Linked DNA regions of Homo sapiens: region 1 is linked to region 2. The links are chromatin contacts, found by Hi-C or POLR2A ChIA-PET in ENCODE. All regions are on one chromosome and are shown on one strand. Each heading gives the region's core, a stretch centred on a gene start or an enhancer-like site at or near the end of the contact. The rest is flanking DNA. Distances are from core to core; before and after follow the strand shown.

Region 1 (3,488 bases), core at 342-2,841, 40 kb after region 2:
GGGACTATCCTTTTTATACTTTTTGAACTTTAAAACAATGTTTCAAAAATTAATATAATTAAAAATTTTAAATGTGATCTGTAGTCCTGGAGGCTTAATTAATGATTTGGACTGGTTTTAAAAGATTATGTCACTTCCCTGTTCAAAAACTTAAACAGAATCAAAGGATGGACTCTAAAAAGGTACATTCAAAATAATTAGGACACTGTCTTAAACAACTCCTCCCACATCAGTGGGGTTGGGAGCAGGGTGCAAAAATGAAACTTTACAGAAGTTTCCTCTTTAGATTTTTTCAGAATTTAGGCTACCCAATCTTGACAATTTGATGCTTTACATAGAAAATCCTATTATACACAAAATGTTTTAATAATAATCTATCATAAAAAATATGTTGAAGAATTTGTAAAAAATATTCCAGGAGACAAAAGGGTGAATAGTCCCTTGGATTGCACTTCAGAAACAGGTCTTGATTGATTTAGAGTGGCCTTTTGGTTTAAACAGGCCTTATCTCTAAAGGTATGTCTACAGAACCATTGGTGTTTCGTTATTATCTGTTTTTCCTGCTCTTTCCAAGGTCCAGCACTGTTTAATGTGGTCTGGACAAACCTGCCTTTTGATCTGGGTAGCCAGGCTGTAATTTATTGATCACCCTAAGGTAATAGTTAAGAGTTCATGTGCAGAGAATAAAAAACAAGTGACTAAATTATATTGAGTATAGTATTGTGACTAAAATTGAAAAGAATAAACTTTTTGCTGTTTTTATCTTGTTGAACAAAGATAAAAATAAGCTCAATGACTCTCATTCTACAGTGAATTACATTAGTTGGGGAGTTTTTGTCTTTATTGTTGTTTGTTTACTTCTTAGATTATTATGTTAGATATTCTTGTTGTCAGGTTCTTATATATCCTTAATATATAAGAACCATCACTTCTTATATATCCTTAATATATAAGAACCATCACTTCTTATATATCCTTAATATATAAGAACCATCACTTCTTATATAAAGTTATTTGGTTTTAAGAAGAGTATATGACTTTTTTTTTTGTTGGAAGAAAACAATAACATTTCTAGTTACTATGTCACTTCCCTCATAATCTCACACATACTCTCATGCATCACCGGAAGCCACAACCTTGTGAACTACTTGGAAGCTCTGCTCAATGGCTTAATACCATTTGCTGAGTCTGTTTAACTTTGCTTAAAGGCTTAAATGTCTGTTAGAGAGGGCCTTGTTTATTTATTTTTATATGTTTCCCCCAAGGCACATGGTAAAAAAAAGAATTTGAACTATGTAAAAAGAGGAATCTAAGTAGACCATCCAATATCAATAGAAATGACAAGCTGTCAGCTACTCCCAAGGGGTTTATGTACAGAGAAAAGAAGGAACCTAGGAATCTGCACAAGGAGGAAGTTCTCTGTGTCCCCAAGTGAGTTAAAAATTCACAAATGAGTGACTAAATGGCATCCCAGCAGTGCAGAGAATCAGCGATTCACCTCAGTTATGCCTAATCTCAATGCAGTGGTTGGCTTATTCAAACAGGACTCTTCTCATGACTCACTTGGGTTTACACACTTAGAGCATGTGTACAATAAGTCATTGATTGCTTTTAGAGCCGAAGTTCCCCACCCCTCCTGCAATTTCTGGACTAAGGAACAAGCAGAGTATTTATCTAGGGCATTGACTTACAGAGACAGCAGTGAAAACCATGTTTACAGCGCCAACTCCAATGGTTGCATAAACAGGTTTGCTGATACCAGCCGTCTGAAAAATGCTGGTTGAGTAGTAAAAAATCTGCAAAGTAAAAACAGGTTAGCCTTAATCTTAAGAAGTCTGGCACTGATATCTTTAAAGCAAGAAATATTTTAGATTGTTTATTTTTAGTTGTTTCTATAGCGGCATGCACCCTAGAACTTCGTACAGATTTTCTCCTTCCAAGGAAGAGAACCCTCAGTCTTCCTTTAGTGTTTAAAGCTTCTGATTGCTTAAACGTCCTCCTTATATTTAGTTGAGAACTCTGCTACTGCATTTTCTTTATTTTTGTAAATAAATTGAAACGTTTTGTTAAAGTATAATATACATAGAAAAGTACACATAAATATGCAGCTTAATTAATTTTCACAAACTGAACACACCTATGTAACTAGCACCCAGATCAAGAGATAAATAATTTCCACCCCTCCAGAAACTTCTTAAATCTCCCTTTATCACTTATCCCAAGGAAACCACTCTTACAACTCCTGACATCATAGATAAATTTTGTCTACTTTTGTACTTGATGTGAATGGAACCACATAATATGTATCATTTTGTGCCTGGCTTCTTTTAGTCAACATTACCTTTGTGAGAATCATCCTTATTGTGTATTGTAGACAGTTCACTATCATTACTATGTAGTATTTTATTATATTAATATACCACGATTTACTACTATTCTATTGATGAGTATTTAGGTAGCTGCCATTCCTAAATGAATAATTTACTATTCATTAGGCTATCAGAAATCCTCAATTCAATACTCAACTCTAGAAGCCACTTGCAATGTAGTTTTTTTTGGGGGGGAGGGTGGGAGGCGGGTGTAATTATTCTTTTTCCCTCCTTGTATTTATTTTGATTTTTGCCTTTTGCCTTCACCTTAATATTAAACAGACATATAGTACCATTGACTATTGACGTTTTTAAAAATTGTAATTTTAGAAAACTTGAAGCAAAACGAAAGTTAATGCTCACTCAATATATATTTGTTGTAGCAAGACACATCATGATGTCAACATTTTTAAATGTCTTTTAGCTATTGATTATGAATAGTAATAATGAATAGTGATTATGAATAGTGCTGCTAGGAACATTCTAGTACAATCCTTTTGGTGGAATATGTATGCATTTATAACTAGGAATAGAATTGCTGGACCATGGTGTAGGCATGTGCTCAACTTTGATAGATATTGCCAGATAGTTTTTGAAAGAAGTTATGACAATTTTACAGTCTCACCAGCATGTATAAGAGGTCTAGTTGCTATTGCATTTAATCCAGAAAATTTCACTAGTCTCAGTAGACATGGAGAAATTTTGTTCACAACCTTTCTAATAGCCTTTTAAAATTTAGTTATGTTTATATATTTATGTCTTTTAGGTCATTCTGCTATCCATCATCCTTTGTCATTCCTTCCCCACCTAACGTGTCCTATTGCTGGTACCTCTTCCTGCAGACAGGACTGAGGTAGAGGACTGTGCCAACTGTGTTCAGTGCATAGAGGCCTACAGCACGCTTCACACTATCCCACCATTTTTAGGCTGCCCAACAGCCTCAGGTTCAACATTTCCTAGATTCCTCTTTAAGTCAGGCACTGGGATGGAAGCTGAAACAGTAAGGTTCAGAGAAATTAAATTTTATGCCATTGAATATACAGACAGAGCTGAGATGGGAGATATGAGTTTGGTCTCTGAGCCTCAAAGTTATACAGAGTATTAATAAAAATAAACATC
Region 2 (3,568 bases), core at 719-3,218:
AAGGGCAAATCCCAGAGAGACAGAGACATGTAATCTCTCAGAGATTTCAAAATAGGTGTTTTAAAAGACAATGAAATTCAAGATAACACAGAGAAGAAATTTAGAATCCCGTCAGATAAATGTAACAAAAAGATTGAAATAATTGTTAAAAATCATGTAAAAATCCCAAAGCTAAAAAATACAATTGATAAATGGAAGAAAGCTTCAGATTCTCTCAACAGCAAAGTGGATTAAGTGGAAGAAATAATTAGTGACCATGAAGACAGGCTGCTTAAAAATATACAGGCAGAGGAGACAAAAAAGAATAAAATGGAATGAAACATGCCTGCTTGGCCGGGCGCGGTGGCTCATTCCTGTAATCCCAGGACTTTGGGAGGCTGAGGTGGGTGGATCACGAGGTCAGGAGTTCAAGACCAGCCTGGCCAAGATGGTGAAACCCCGTCCCTACTAAAAATACAAAAATTAGCCAGGTGCAGTGGCAGGCACCTATAATCCCAGCTACTTTGGAGGCTGAGGCAGGAGAATTGCTTGAAACCGGGGGGGTGGAGGTTGTAGTAGGCCGAAATCGCCGCATTGCACTCCAGCCTAGGCGACAGAGTAAGATGCCATCTCAAAAAAAAAAAAAAGGAAAAATGCCCACAAGATCTAGAAAATAGCCCCTAAAGGGCAGATCTAAGAGTAATTGGCCTTAAAAAAGAATTAGAGTGAGAGTCCAGGATACAAAGTTTATTTGAAGAGATAATAACAGAACTTTCCAGACCTAGAGAAAGATATCAATATTCAAGTACAAGAAGGTTATAGAATAACAAGCAGATTTAACCCAAATAATATTACCTCAAGACATTTAATAATCAAACTCCCAGAGGTCAATGCTTTCCTTCAACAGATAGTATTTATTGAGCACTTTTTGTATACCAGGCACTGTTCTGGATACTGAGGATGGAGCAGTGGGCAGTGAACAAAACAAACAAAATCCTTCTTCTCATGGAGCTGATACTTCAGTGGGAAGAGACAGGCAAGAAAAAAAAAAAAGGAAGAGGGAAAGCCGCTAAATGCTAAGTGTCAATAAATGTTAAGTAAAATGGGGGCAGAAAAGCAAAGACAGAAAAGCACCCTACCCCAATGGGGGTAGGGTGGATCTTGGATAAGATAGTCAGCAAAGGCCTCCATGGAAGGCCAAAATAAAAAGTGAGAATTGCTCTAGATTAAAAGAGACCCCTGAAACATGTCAACCAAATGCAAAGCGTAAGTCTTGATTACATTCTGGCCTTAAAAATGCAAACTTAAAAACATTTTTTTTGATGAAAACTTGGAAGATTTGAATATAGATTGCATATTAGATGATGGTGTAAAATTATTAATTTTTCAGGTAAGGAGATGGTATTGTCATTATGCAGAGGGTATCCTTTCAGGAAGTTTATGCTGACAGTTTTTGAATTGTTTTAGTGTCTGTAGTTTACTTTCAGATGGTTCAACACATAGAGGAAGAACTAAAGCAAATGTGGCAAAACATAACAATTGGTAAATATGATGAAGGTGTAAGGGTGTTATTACAGTATTCTTTAAAATTTTATGTATGTTTGAAATGTTTTCAAAATAAAAACTTGGCAGAAAAAAAGATGGAATTTAGGGTTGTTGGAGTCGATCTGAGTTTTCATCACCAGGTGGTGCTAAAGCTTTTCAAATGTAGTTAAATTAACAGCAAACAATCTGTGCTGACAGTTGCATATTAATTTAGGAAAAATTTGGGTGGGAGGAACATAGACTATAAATCAAGCTTTTTAAATTTGCCAATTTTACTCTTGCTTGCATTATTATATTTTACACAATTTGAAGAGGTTCAGCTATACGTTTTCTGGCTGTCAGTTTCCTTCTCTTCGACCTTTCTCATTTCCAGGCCCTTATTTTCTTCTCACAAAAGAGCTACTGTGATAATTCCCAACACCAGATGCCACTGTGATCCACACTGCTCACAGAGTAACCTTCGTGCAGCATTTCTGTCCCCTTCATCAGCTCCCTATTCCCCTCCAAATAGTTTCCACTCCTCAGCAAAGAATTTACAGTTTGATACCAATCTTCTTTTCCCAGTGTATCTATTATTGTTGCCTTGCATTAACCCTACTCAGGAGAAACATTGACTGCTGTCCTTTTTTTTTCAAATAAATGTCATACACTTTCTTGCCACTGACTATTCTGCTTTGTGTGTCTCCATACTCCCAATGCCCTTCTGCCTATTGCCAGTTCAAAATCTGACCTTGCCCATCATTGAAGCCTGAATTAAATATCATTTCCCTCATGACAATTTCCCCAAACACCTTACTCAGAAATATTCCTCTTTCTACAGCACTTTTAAATTTTCTTACCAAACTGATAACATTTTGTATTACATAATAATGTGTGTACACTAAATTATAAACACCTCCAAGGTAGGCAGTTTATGTTTATAGTCTTTGGATTGTGTTTAATATGATGTGGAATTTACTAAAGGTCAGTGGAATTGAATTTCAAGATTATTCAGAAGTAGTTTATAGTAGTGGTAAAAGTACTGACTAATTACCACCAACTGCCAGCCTTACTCTGGTTGTTCATTTCACAGATAAGCAATGAGAGGCCACCATAGTGAGAAACCAACCTGGATAAAGGATGTTCATGGCTTAGCAGCCCCACCTACCAAAAAAAAAAGTTATCAATTTGAAGTAAAATTTCCTTTCAATTTGAGTCTGTCAAAACCCTTAAATTCTTGAATGTCATTTGATCTATATATTCTTCTAGGTAAAAACATGAAAAGAATGATCAAAGATTTGCTTTAAGAATATTTCGTATATGTTACAAAATATGTTTGTAAAAGCTAAAAATTAGAAGCAGCCTAACCAACAATACAAAGTTGGTTAAAGACATTCTAATATATCCATACAATGAATTACTATGGAGCTATTAAAAATGGTGCTCGAGAACAATATTTAGTGGCATAGAAAGAGGCCCCCAGTGTTATTATAGGAAAAAAAATACACCATATTGTTGACATAATGCTTTTTAATAGAAGAAAAGATTTGCATAGAGAAAATACTAAAATTGATGGCAGAGATATATTTCTAGATTTGGAGATTGACCGATTTAAATTTTCTCTCTTGCTATCTTTTTTCCCCCTAAGTTTTAACTCTGAGCACCTATATTAAGCAAACAATAAAAATATTTAGGAGAGAAATTATATTCCTAATGTTATTCCATTGTGTACATTCATTAATGAAGGAAGGAATTTCAGGCTCTAACATTGTTACTTGGGCCTAACATAGAACCAGAGGATAAGAAGGCCAAATGATAACCCAAGAGAAGACAGTATCGGAGGTCAGAAAAGGTAAGAAAGCCAGGTAGAAAAAAATGAGGGTTGAAGAGTGGGGTTACCATGCTCAGGAAAGGAGGGAGGCGGGAATACAAGTAGGAGAGCTGTAAGAATCTAGTAGATACCAAGATTGTAATGAAATAGAAAGGTAACTGCATTTAGAAATCTGGGTCCAATATTTAGTATTATTGTTTATTAGATAGGTACTCTTGAGTAAATCATTTATGT

Evidence for each region. A loop is a pair of places that touch in the nucleus more often than their neighbours do. ChIA-PET counts read pairs that join two places held with the same protein, here RNA polymerase II (POLR2A).
Region 1: a map of HepG2 shows a loop between it and region 2 (4-fold over the local background). The contact joins two enhancer-like sites. A Hi-C loop is called at or near these places in 5 of 168 maps with a recorded cell type or tissue (Caco-2, Calu3, GM12878 and 2 more) and 1 of 37 single-sample maps with no recorded cell type. POLR2A ChIA-PET finds 5 or more read pairs at or near these places in 2 of 52 experiments (HepG2 and activated CD4-positive, alpha-beta T cell).

The regions. Positions count from the first base shown.
Region 1 is chr3:171,000,885-171,004,372 of GRCh38, forward strand. SLC2A2 (solute carrier family 2 member 2) reads right to left here. Exons shown (of 11, transcript NM_000340.2): 8 at 1,692-1,796. Among named protein-coding and RNA genes, the nearest start is that of SLC2A2, 24 kb to the right of the region's middle. Within about 2 kb of position 1,592, at least 2 of the 41 ENCODE cell types and tissues checked have a DNase peak (open chromatin) inside an H3K27ac peak, as active enhancers do.
Region 2 is chr3:170,960,068-170,963,635 of GRCh38, forward strand. No RefSeq gene overlaps it. Among named protein-coding and RNA genes, the nearest start is that of EIF5A2, 53 kb to the left of the region's middle. Within about 2 kb of position 1,969, at least 2 of the 41 ENCODE cell types and tissues checked have a DNase peak (open chromatin) inside an H3K27ac peak, as active enhancers do.